Regions from separate parts of the Homo sapiens genome. Here region 2 is linked to region 1. A link is a loop called in an ENCODE intact Hi-C map of the cell type or tissue named here. Cell type or tissue: natural killer cell. All regions are shown on one strand. Each heading gives the region's core, and the rest is flanking DNA. Links, peaks and the distances in the headings are about the cores only.

Region 1 (5,393 bases), core at 169-5,168:
TTTAGGAATAGTGAAGTTACCTCCCATAAAGTCCCTTTCCCAAGATTGCAGATATCATCATGTACTTAACAAAACCCTACTAATCAGAGATATGTATTGTACAAATGAAACCTTGGGTGGACAACAAGAAGTGTGAAAAAAGTTGAACTCAGGTCAGGCACGGTGGTTTACGCCTGTTATCCCAGCACTCTGGGAGGCCAAGGCAGGCAGATCATGAGGACAAGAGATCAAGACCATCTTGGCCAACATGGTGAAACCCTGTCTCTACTAAAAATACAAAAATTAGCCAGACTTGGTGGCGGGTGCCTGTAGACCCGGCTACTTGGGAAGTTGAGGCAGGAGAATTGCTTGAACCCGGGAGGTGGAGGTTGCAGTGAGCCGAGATCGTGCCACTGCACTGCAGTCTGGCAACAGAGCAAGACTCCGTCTTAAAAAAAAAAAAAAAAAAAAAAAGTTGAACTCAATAGAAACCAAAGAAAGGCAATGTTAAGTAATTTTCCACTTGCCAATTTGGCAGAGAGTAAAAAGGAACAATAATGACCAGTATTTGTGAGGGTATCAGGAAATGGCAGCTCATATGGTAAAAGTATAAACTGATGTGATCTGTCATTCATTGCCTTTTCAAAAAGTATAATATATAAATATATATAGCAGTGTTTAAAACTGTAACATTATTTTTATTGCCCAGGAAGTTCAAATAAAAATAAACATCTTCATAGTAAGAAAATGGTACAATGGGCCAGGTACAGTGGCTCATACCTGTAATCCCAGCACTTTGGGAGGCCGAGGTAGGCAGATCACCTGAGGTCAGGAGTTTGAGATTAGCATGGCCAACATGGTGAAACCTCGTCTCTACTAAAAATACAAAAATTAGGCGGGCGTGGTGGCGGGTGCCTCTAATCCCAGCTACTCAGAGGCTGAGGCAGAAACCTGAACAAACATCTTTCATTAAAGGATATTCTTAGGTAAGCACTTAAAACTTTTTAGTATATTACAGGGACATAGTTTTTACTATTCCAACTGTAAAACATTAAGACATGACAGTGGTGATTGTAACTATTTTGTAGGAGCGTTGAAATGATTATGCTTTGTTTCATGAGAAAGCAGAGTGAAAAATTCCACATACCTCTAATTACATAACTTAATAAAGTTATTTATTTTGGTTACACCTATCAATATAATTTTCATGCAGTGCAAGTTATGCCATAGGGATTATGGTTGTCAACTGAAGAATGACAAGGCTTATAAATTTGGAAAGGGTTGCAGCCTGCAGGGTGGCCATCTGACAGGGTGGGAAGCCAGAAACAGACATTTTGAGGGAGGGGCAACAGGAACAGGAATATATGCTGAACGAAGTGGCTGAATATATGTGTTTAATAAGCTACAGGAGAAGTCATGAATCTTTGTGAAAGAGGAAACATGTGCATGAGCAATAAAGCTTCCTGCTTCTCCAAGGGATCCATGTTCAGAAAATGGCCATGTTAGCATGATCGGAGAGTGGAGTGTTTGGCCTTCTGACTTCAAAAGGTGAACCAGAGGACACAAAAATTCCAACTGCACATTCCTTGTAGACTCCATGGTCCGTGGTCTCTTATCAGGCAAAAAGGAGGGGTGGGCAGTGTCAGGTTGGTCAATAGCGGTGGAATCATTTGAAAGACTGGTTTCTGTTTTGCTCTTAGGGAAGAAAGCTTAATGGTGGCCAGCAGGGGAAGGGCACATTGAGGTGTGTCTGACCCCATTCCATCATGGTCAAGAACTCAGTTTCCAAGGTTACTCTGGGGTCCCCTGGACCAAGAGGGGGTCCATTCAGTGAGTTGAGGAGCTTAGCATTTCATTTTTATTTCTCATGGGTTTTTCTGTCAGGCCAATAAAAAACAACAAACACGCATGGAAGAAGTACTGTGGCTGCCTTTTTTTTTTTTTTTTTGAAATGGAGTTTTGCTCTTGTTGTCCAGGCTGGAGTGCAATGGCACAATCTCAGCTCACCACAACCTCTACCTCCCGGGTTCAAGCGATTCTCCTGCCTCTGCCTCCCTAGTAGCTGAGATTACAGGCATGCGCCACCACGCCTGGCTAATTTTGTATTTTTAGTAGAGACGGGGTTTCTCCGTGTTGGTCAGGCTGGTCTTGAGCTCCCTACCTCAGGTGATCTGCCCGCCTCGGCCTCCCAAAGTGCTGGGATTACAGGCCACTGCGCCCAGTCCTGTGGCTGCCTTAAAATATCTGATACTAATATTACCTAGGTATTACAGACTGAACTGTGTCTCCCCCAAATTGATATGTTGAAGTCTTAACCCCCAACTGTGACTATAATTGAAGATAGGGCCTATAAGGAGGTAAATAAGGTTAAATGAGGTCAGAAGGGTGGGGCTCTGGATAGATACAGTATCCTTACACCAAGAGACACTGGAGAGCCCTCTCTCTTTCCCCACAGGCATATAAGAGGCCATGTGAGCCCACAGCGAGAAGGCTGCCATCTGCTGGCCAAGAGAATTGGTCTCGGAATGAAACCACCTTGTGGCCACCTTGATCTTGGACTTCCAGCTTACAGAACTGTGAGAAATACATTTTTGTTGTTTAAGTCACCCTGTCTATGATATTTTGTATGGCAGCCTGAGCTATGATATATGGAATGCCTATTTATTATTTTTTAATATCTATTTCAATCTTATCAGGTAGCTACTTCATTAGCCCAACGTTGCACATTGAGGTTTACGGAACTAACTTGTCCAATGTCACACAGCTGATCACTGGAAGAACCAGGAATTAAAGTCTTCTGATTCTAAATTCTAAATTCGTTTCTTTTCTTTTTCTTTCTTTCTTTTTTTTTTTTTTTTTGAGACAGAATCTTGCTCTGTCACCCAGGCTGGAGTGCAGTGGCGTGATCTCAGCTCACTGCAACCTCCACTGCCAGAGTTCAAATGATTCTCCTGCCTTAGCCTCCCGAGTAGCTGAGATTACAGGTGAGTGCCACCATGCACAGCTAATTTTTATATTTTTAGTAAAGACATGGTTTGGCCATGTTGGCCAGGCTGGTCTCAAACTCCTGACCTCAAGTGATCTGCCCACCTCGGCCTCCCGAAGTGCTGGGATAACAAGCGTGAGCCACCTCACCCTGCCTCTAATTTTAAATTCCATACTATCATGATTACTCAGATTAATTTTTTAAATAATGTGTTACTTTCATCATTGAACCTCATAAATAGTTGTATAACTTTTGGTTTTCCCATCACCTAAAATAAAACAGCACATTACTAAAACTGCTGTAGCTTTACTTTAGCTGTTTATTTTTCAAAACATGAGTAATTATATTTCAGTGGATTGTCTTAATTTTATATGGCTGGGTATAGAAAGAAGAGTAACTCCACTTTAGAGATGGCAGTGGCCAGGAATAATCATGATTCCCATCATTTTTGGCTGGAGAATTTTAAAAGAATATTGAAAAAAAGTAGTGCTTTAGAGGGGACTGTGCTAATGATTCTGCTATTGGCAGGTCACCCCAGGAGAAATAAGTCTCAGCCCATCAATTTGCTGATGCTACTTCTCTGGGAGAGGTGAGGATGTTCTCAAAGAAGGCAAGAGTACTCATTATTGTAAAGATAAAACATGATTTAAAAGACTCATGAGAAAAGTTGTTTTCTAGAAGCACAGCAAACATCACGAGGAAGCCATGTTGCTTATCTGCAGTCTTTGCTTTGATATTTCTGTGTTGGATTAGTCTTTGACATTTGGAAATCAGTTCATCATTATTGGAGCAGTGGTGTTCTTAATAAGAAAAAAAAACATCTAAAGCAAACTAAATGGTGGAGAGGAAAGGCTGTATATGTTAAGAGGTGAGTTAGGAAAGCACGGAGGAACTCTGACTTGGAGCCGATTCAAATAGGACTGAGAGAAGTAGTGGATAATACCATAGATGTTTAATAACAGCTTGCAGACAAGGTTCAACAAGGACCTGTCAAAAGTAACTCTTCCAAATACCATGATAGAGTTAAGGCAGAGGACATCTTTGCATTGTTTCATTATGAAATATTTCTTAATTATAAAAAGTTACAGAGAAAATCAGCCAGGCACAGTGGCTCACACCTGTAATCCCAGCACTTTGAGAGGTCAAGGTGGGTGGATCACCTGAGGTCAGGAGTTCGAGACTAGCCTGGCTAACATGGTGAAACCCTGTCTCTACTAAAAATACAAAAGTTAGCCAGACACGGTGTCAGGCACCTGTAATCCCAGCTACTCGGAGGCTGAGGAAAGAGAATCACTTGAAGCCGGGAGATGGAGGCTGCAGTGAACCGAGATCACACCACTGCACTTCAGCCTGGGCAACAGAGCGAGACTCTGTCACAAAAAAAAAAAAAAAAAAAAAAAGAAAAAGAAAATTTCAGAGAAAATCATGGCCAACAGGTGTGTGTGTGCCCCTCAGCCCTATCAAAGCTCAACATGTTGCTATATTAACTGTAGATTTAAAATGCCATATTTGCTCCAGGATTTAAATGAGAACAAATTACAGAGACACTTACCCCCTCTGTAATACCTTCCTCTCCTGTTACTCTCTCTCTCCTTTCTTTCCCAGGGGAGGGTTTAGTGTTTATTATTTCCATGAGATTTTTTTAAAATGGCTTTTCATTACTTAGGTAAATACCTGTAAATTACCGCCAATATTTGTAGAGGGTTGAATGCTTGTCCTCCCAAAGGGTATGTCCACATCCTGACCCTCTGCAACCTGTGAGTGTGCCCTTATTTGGGAAGTGTCTTGGTGGATATAGAAAAGACATGATCCTCCACCATCCGGTGGACCCTAAATCCAACAAGTGTCCTTACAAGACAGAAAAGAGAAGACCATGTGAAGATGGAGGCAGAGACTGGAGTGATACGGCCACAAGCCGAGGACGTCCTGGAGCCACCGGAAGCTGGAAAGGGCCAGGCAGGAACCCCTAGGGCCTTTGAAGGAGTGCTGCCCTGATGGTCCCTTGGATTCCAACTTCCGGCCTCCAAAAGGGTGAGAGGATACATTTCTGTTGTCAGCTACCCAGTTCATGCTTATTTGTGATGGCAGCCCTAGGAAACTCATGCAGTATTGATTTGCATCTTTCAGACTAATGTAATGGTATGTTACTGTATCAGTCTACAACCTACTTTTTCTCACGGTTTGATATTTATCCATAATGCTACATATAATTTTATTTCATTCCTTTCCTTTGTTCTGTAGTGTTCCACTGCATGACTTTATTTCTAATCAGCTGAGTGACCTTGGGCTTATTTCTGTGTGTCTTCATATCCTAATCTATAAAATGGGGAAAATAATCACTAAAAATAGTGGAAGTATTAAAATTCATAAAAACCTATCTATCTTATAGAGTTCTTTTGAAAGTCAAATAATTTAATATTTTTAACGT
Region 2 (5,393 bases), core at 212-5,211, 1.6 Mb before region 1:
CAAAAGCAGACATTTGATTTCTCAACATGTATGATTTTAACTCTAGGTATTTTTCAAGTATGTTTCCATTCTATTATAAATAAAATAATTCTCAAAATTAATTTTAAGGAGGAACATAAATATATGCTTCATTACACAAATGCAGTTAATTAAAATCTTTTATAAAAATATTTTATTAATTTAACATATGCCATTTGCTTTTTCAGTTTTTCAGTTACTGACAAGACATTCCCACATCCTACACAAGAAAATCTAAAAAATTAAAATTATAAATATGGTGATTCTTATCTTAAACATTCCAATGAAGTTACAAACTTAGTACAATTTTATTATAATTTTCAATGTAAATTCACAGGTCTAAGTCAATACTCAATATCTTTTAAATATTCTATTTTATCACCCAAAACTTAAAATGCACTCAAATGTTAGATATGCAATATATTTCACCATATGATGATTTGTACATATACTTTCTAAATCTAACACAAAATACTAATACTTACTGATTTATTATTTCTCTATTTAATTATTTTCCTCTCATCATCTCAAACGCAAGTAGTAAAACAAAAATTATATCATTATAAGCAACTTGGGTGTCCTCAGCTGGCTAGGTTTACTTTTCTATCTGAAATTGTGACCGCTGTGGTTAATCTGGATTATAAACATTCATATTCAGTGTTCAGAAGACCTAAACTTTCAAGTTGAGTCTCTTTGTTTGTTAATTTTGTTTAATATATTTGCTATGTTAATAAGGGATTCCGGATCAGAGTCCTATAAGTGGTGCTTTGCACCATTTTTTTGCAACCTATGTCTTTTGAGGTTAAGCTAAGCTCTAACTAATTCTTTTATATCCTCTTTCAATTTTGTGGCTTGATTTATGTAAATATAATTATATAACTTTTTAATAGGCTGCTTCTCCATTTGATTGAATTAAACTAATATATTTACAGCCTAACACTACTTTGAATTATCATAGTATTGTTACCAGGAAGAATCATTTTTCTTATAAATATGTAAATGACATTCAATATTGATTCTGCATGCATTTTCTAGCTCTGTGAATATGTTTCTAAGATCTTTCTAGTGACATTTAATATCACTGAAATAGATCCGTATATTAGTTAATTATGAATACAGTAAGTATGTAACTAACAATCACAAAATCTCAGTGTCATATAACAATCAAAGTGTATTTACCTGGAGCTCAAACATATAAGTTGTTTTCAAATTTTTGTTTCTATCATCTCTGCTAATATCTCATTGTCAAATCCTAGAATTGAGGAATGAGGAAAACAACTCTGTCCGTGGAAATGGAGGAATATCAATGAGTATTTTTGAATAGTAATCAAATCTACCTTACAGATAAGAACAGGCCAGCTTCAAAGGTCAATATATGTTCATTACAACCAGAAATAAAACAATTATCAATGACTCAGACATTGTGGGCAAAACAAACAAACAAAAATCCAGTGGTTGGTGTATTAAAGGACTAAGTTTTTATCCTAGTTCTGTTGCTAGTTCTACAAATAGAGAAATTAATTTCAGTCCTTTAGAATAATTTAAATAAGGATCCCAGTGAAATTTCTTTATTACAATCAAATTTGAAATATTTAAAATTATTTTTAGATCCCCAGTAAATGACTATTTTTTAAGATTGTTAGGTGGCTTGTTGGAATTCTGGGTCATTTCAAATGATTTTTTTCATTCACATAATAGCCACAATATGAAGATGGATAGAATTCCATGTTAAAATTAGAAACATATATATCCTCCTATGTAAGAGAATATTATGAGTGAAAGGAATTGAGAGGCAAGCATGAAATACACAGAAGAAAGCAAGCAGAATGTCAATACTGGCAAAGCCAAATTAAATATATGTAATCTACTGTAAAGTTAATTGTCAGAATAATAAACTAAAATACTTTTATTCAATATTTATAATTTTTAATGAGTTGCAAAATGTTTTCTCTCATTAAGATGATCAGTTACAAATATCAAAAATTAGGAAAATGCCTATAAAATTGAATGCATCCTTGAAAGTATTTTAAAATTGAAGCCGACTTTTTTTCTTTTAATTCTTAAATTATTTAGAATGCGCACAGCTTTGGAAAAAGAAATAGAGAGACTGGAGTCGGCTTTGTCTCTGTGGAAGTGGAAGTATGAAGAACTGAAAGAATCAAAGCCAAAAAATGTGAAAGAGGTATGGGGGAATATGATGTAAAGGAAGAAATGAAGCCTAGCTTTTTCTTTCTTTGGATATGTAAGCATGTGGGCAGAAAGGCACAACAGATAAGAGGAAGGGAGGTTAAAAATTGGAATTTCCTCTATAAGAGTAATACTTGAAATCACTTGTCAATAGTGGGCTTGGTCAAATTCAGACTCTATGACATCTTGTTTTTATTTACACATTTGTGTCAGTTTTATATTGGTCATTATTTATTTTCAAAAATCTTATTCTATATATTTAAGATATAAAAATGATGTTTTGATATCCATATTGATAGTTAAATGGTTAATGATGAGCTACATGACACAATTAATACCCATTCTAGGCACATTAGAGGGGATGGTTAAAGATATCCTCTGATAGCACACCATCTATCATAAATGACTTTATCTTATTCTTTCATGAAGCAGCCTGATAATATCAATTTATCTCAGGCATATTGAGGTTCTTTTCATATCGACATTGTAGTTATTTGGGATCAGCCACTTGCCAGGGTACTTTTCTTTTGCATTTTCATCAATAAAATGCCATCATGAACGTTTCCCATTTCGATGATTTATTACCATTTATTATTTGAGTAATATTTTACATGTTATGTGTATTAAAGCATGGTATTACATAAGTGTGTGGGAAAGAATAATGAGTAAAGAAAAGAAAAATAATGGGCAAAATAATGACTATTTTTACATGAGTTAACATTTAGTGGGTGTGTGTGCAATATAAGTATAAGGTATGCACATGTATACGTCTGTGCACAAACATATACATGGATATACGGATCCATAGTATTTCTATGCACAGGAACCTCTCTGGGTATGGCGTTCACAATACATTGATGTATAGTGGAAAAATAGTTCATGACACAAAAACACATTATGTTTAGAATGTGTGTTTATGTGCTCTATAATATAATGGGTTCGAATTTTGACTGAAAAAGCTAATATTTAAGATGCAATTAGTGTAAAATTTAAGTAAAAAAAAGAATGCATTTACTACCTCTTGCCACTAGTGTGCAGCACAGACTTGTTAATCTTCCTCTTAGTTTCATAAACCTTTATTTGAGTAACATTTATGTAGCAAATATACTGAAAAAGTCAAGTTTTTGAGTTGGTTTAAAAAGCAATATGTGTATCTGAAAAGGTTTAATGTTTTATATTCAAATATGACTTTTGGTAGCAAAGTAAGTGAGAGAAAAAATAAAAGTATGACATTATACAGTGTAAGGTGGATCTGATGACCATTCAGAAATATGTATTAATACATATATGATGCTTTTGGTAGATAAAATGCTGATAGGGTTTCAGAACAGGAGAAACCTCAAAATTGTGAAAAATTTGTCTTTTGAGTGCATATTTCAGTTAAATGAACCACAAAGTTGAATAATGAAGGCAGTGAATGTAAAATTTTGTAGACATTGAAAATTTATAAATATAAAGATGAAACATTGTTTGAATTATTTATATGGAAATTTTTTAAAAATATGTCTTTTCATTCCTAACATACATTTCTGATGTTCTTATGTTTTTTTGAATAAATGTGTTATATACATATGTTTAAATTATTTTTATAAAATAAGGTGAAATTTTTAAAAATGTTTAAAAACTAAACAAACAATACTACTTAGAATGAGTTTAATTATTTATATATTCTTTGTTTAATCATTTCTTATAATGGGTTATAACAGACAAGAATTTTAGGCTATATTTAGAAATAGTATTGTAGCACAAGTATAAGAGTAAAATATTCAAAGTCTCCGTACAGTTGATTGACAATCAGAAGGTGTGTCATGATTCATTCTTTAAAATTTCATGTAAATTATTCTTTCTTACTCCCTTTTTCCTCAACAATTCTGATAATGACCTTTGCATTTATCGTAGCTCATCATCTCTATGAATGTTTGAATACAAGTGTAATTTCTGTTGTAGATGCCTAAAATGTTAAAAGCAAATACATGCCTGTCTAAGAACTGCTGATGGAAAGATTAGCAATTGTTAAAGTTGGAAACAGATGTGCTTAATAGACCTAGAATTGTAAAAATGCATTTGAAAGTCTGGTGTGCTTTTAGAGGGAAATCATTCTTCAATTACTGACACATATAGAGAAGAGAAAAGATAAGAATTTAATTGTAAAATCTAAGTGTTTAAAATACAACCAAGACAATGCATAGTAGAGGTAATTATATCCAAAGTGCTGTTTCCATGCTGAATTTAATACTTACTCAGCTTTTCCTTTGCAAGTCTGTCTATATTGATTCAGAATTAAATTATGAATTCTGAGTGTGTGGAAAGGATCATTTATGAAATTTCATGGTCTAGAGGATCAAACATTCATGTAGGTAACATTGATTACTCATAATTCTGGCACCTCATTTTAACAGTCAGTGACTCTGATTCTTTCCATAATGGAAGAGATTCTTTGCCACATGTGAGAATACTTGCTAACATTTAAAAATTAGTCTCAAGGTAAAAAATTTTTAAAAAGTAACTTTTAATTTTCTTTGAACATTGTGAGCATTTGCTTGGAATGTTCTAATATATTTTCTTAATAAGTCATCTTTTTGTGATCATAACAATGTGCCTAGTAGCTTATAATTTATAATATTATTTCATAAATATTTATAAATACTTTCAGAGACACAGGCATTGTTGGGCCCCTTTATGGCTTACATTGAAGCCTTATTTTAAACACCTCAAAATACCTTTCTGATTTGGGAGAAAATAGAAAATTAGAATTACTAGTGGTATGTAGCTAAAATTCTGTACTCACACCTTATCTTTTTAAAACATATGGCATATAGGAGCTATTCTGCGTACATCAAGGCAAGGTCCTTGAAGATAGTTATTAGAAATAGGTGTATGGTGGAATATTAGCGCAGTTCTGAGCTTACTGCTAATTTTGAAACATTGCCTCTTATTGCTATTCCTGTGGCTTAAAAAATTATTCCATAGAAGTGACTATAAATATTAATGTATCTTATCGACTCTGCCTCCAAACTGGATCTCACATCATTCTTTCCATCCTTGCTACTTCCCCGGACAGGGCCACTATCATCTCCTTGCCTTTTCCTTCCAGGTCTATTTACCACCACTGTTGACCTATTAAATTCATTGTACACCACCAAGCAGCATGATATTTCTAAGACATTACATCGGATCGTATTAGCCCA

Evidence for each region. Peaks named below come from ENCODE experiments on the same cell type or tissue, not always from the same donor. Only the 100,000 strongest peaks of a DNase experiment are listed, where the experiment ranks them.
Region 2: a loop joins it to region 1, with 32 times the contacts of the local background. A loop is called at or near these places in 7 of 110 quality-filtered maps.

Annotation. Positions count from the first base shown.
Region 1 is chr18:70,431,606-70,436,998 of GRCh38, forward strand. No RefSeq gene overlaps it. Among named protein-coding and RNA genes, the nearest start is that of LINC01910, 50 kb to the left of the region's middle. In natural killer cell, for the core only: a CTCF peak has its summit at 2,486 (motif pointing left); a DNase peak (open chromatin) is centred at 2,476.
Region 2 is chr18:68,844,222-68,849,614 of GRCh38, forward strand. It overlaps CCDC102B (coiled-coil domain containing 102B), which reads left to right. Exons shown (of 8, transcript NM_024781.3): 4 at 2,092-2,200. Among named protein-coding and RNA genes, the nearest start is that of CCDC102B, 49 kb to the left of the region's middle. In natural killer cell, for the core only: a CTCF peak has its summit at 3,274; a DNase peak (open chromatin) is centred at 3,250.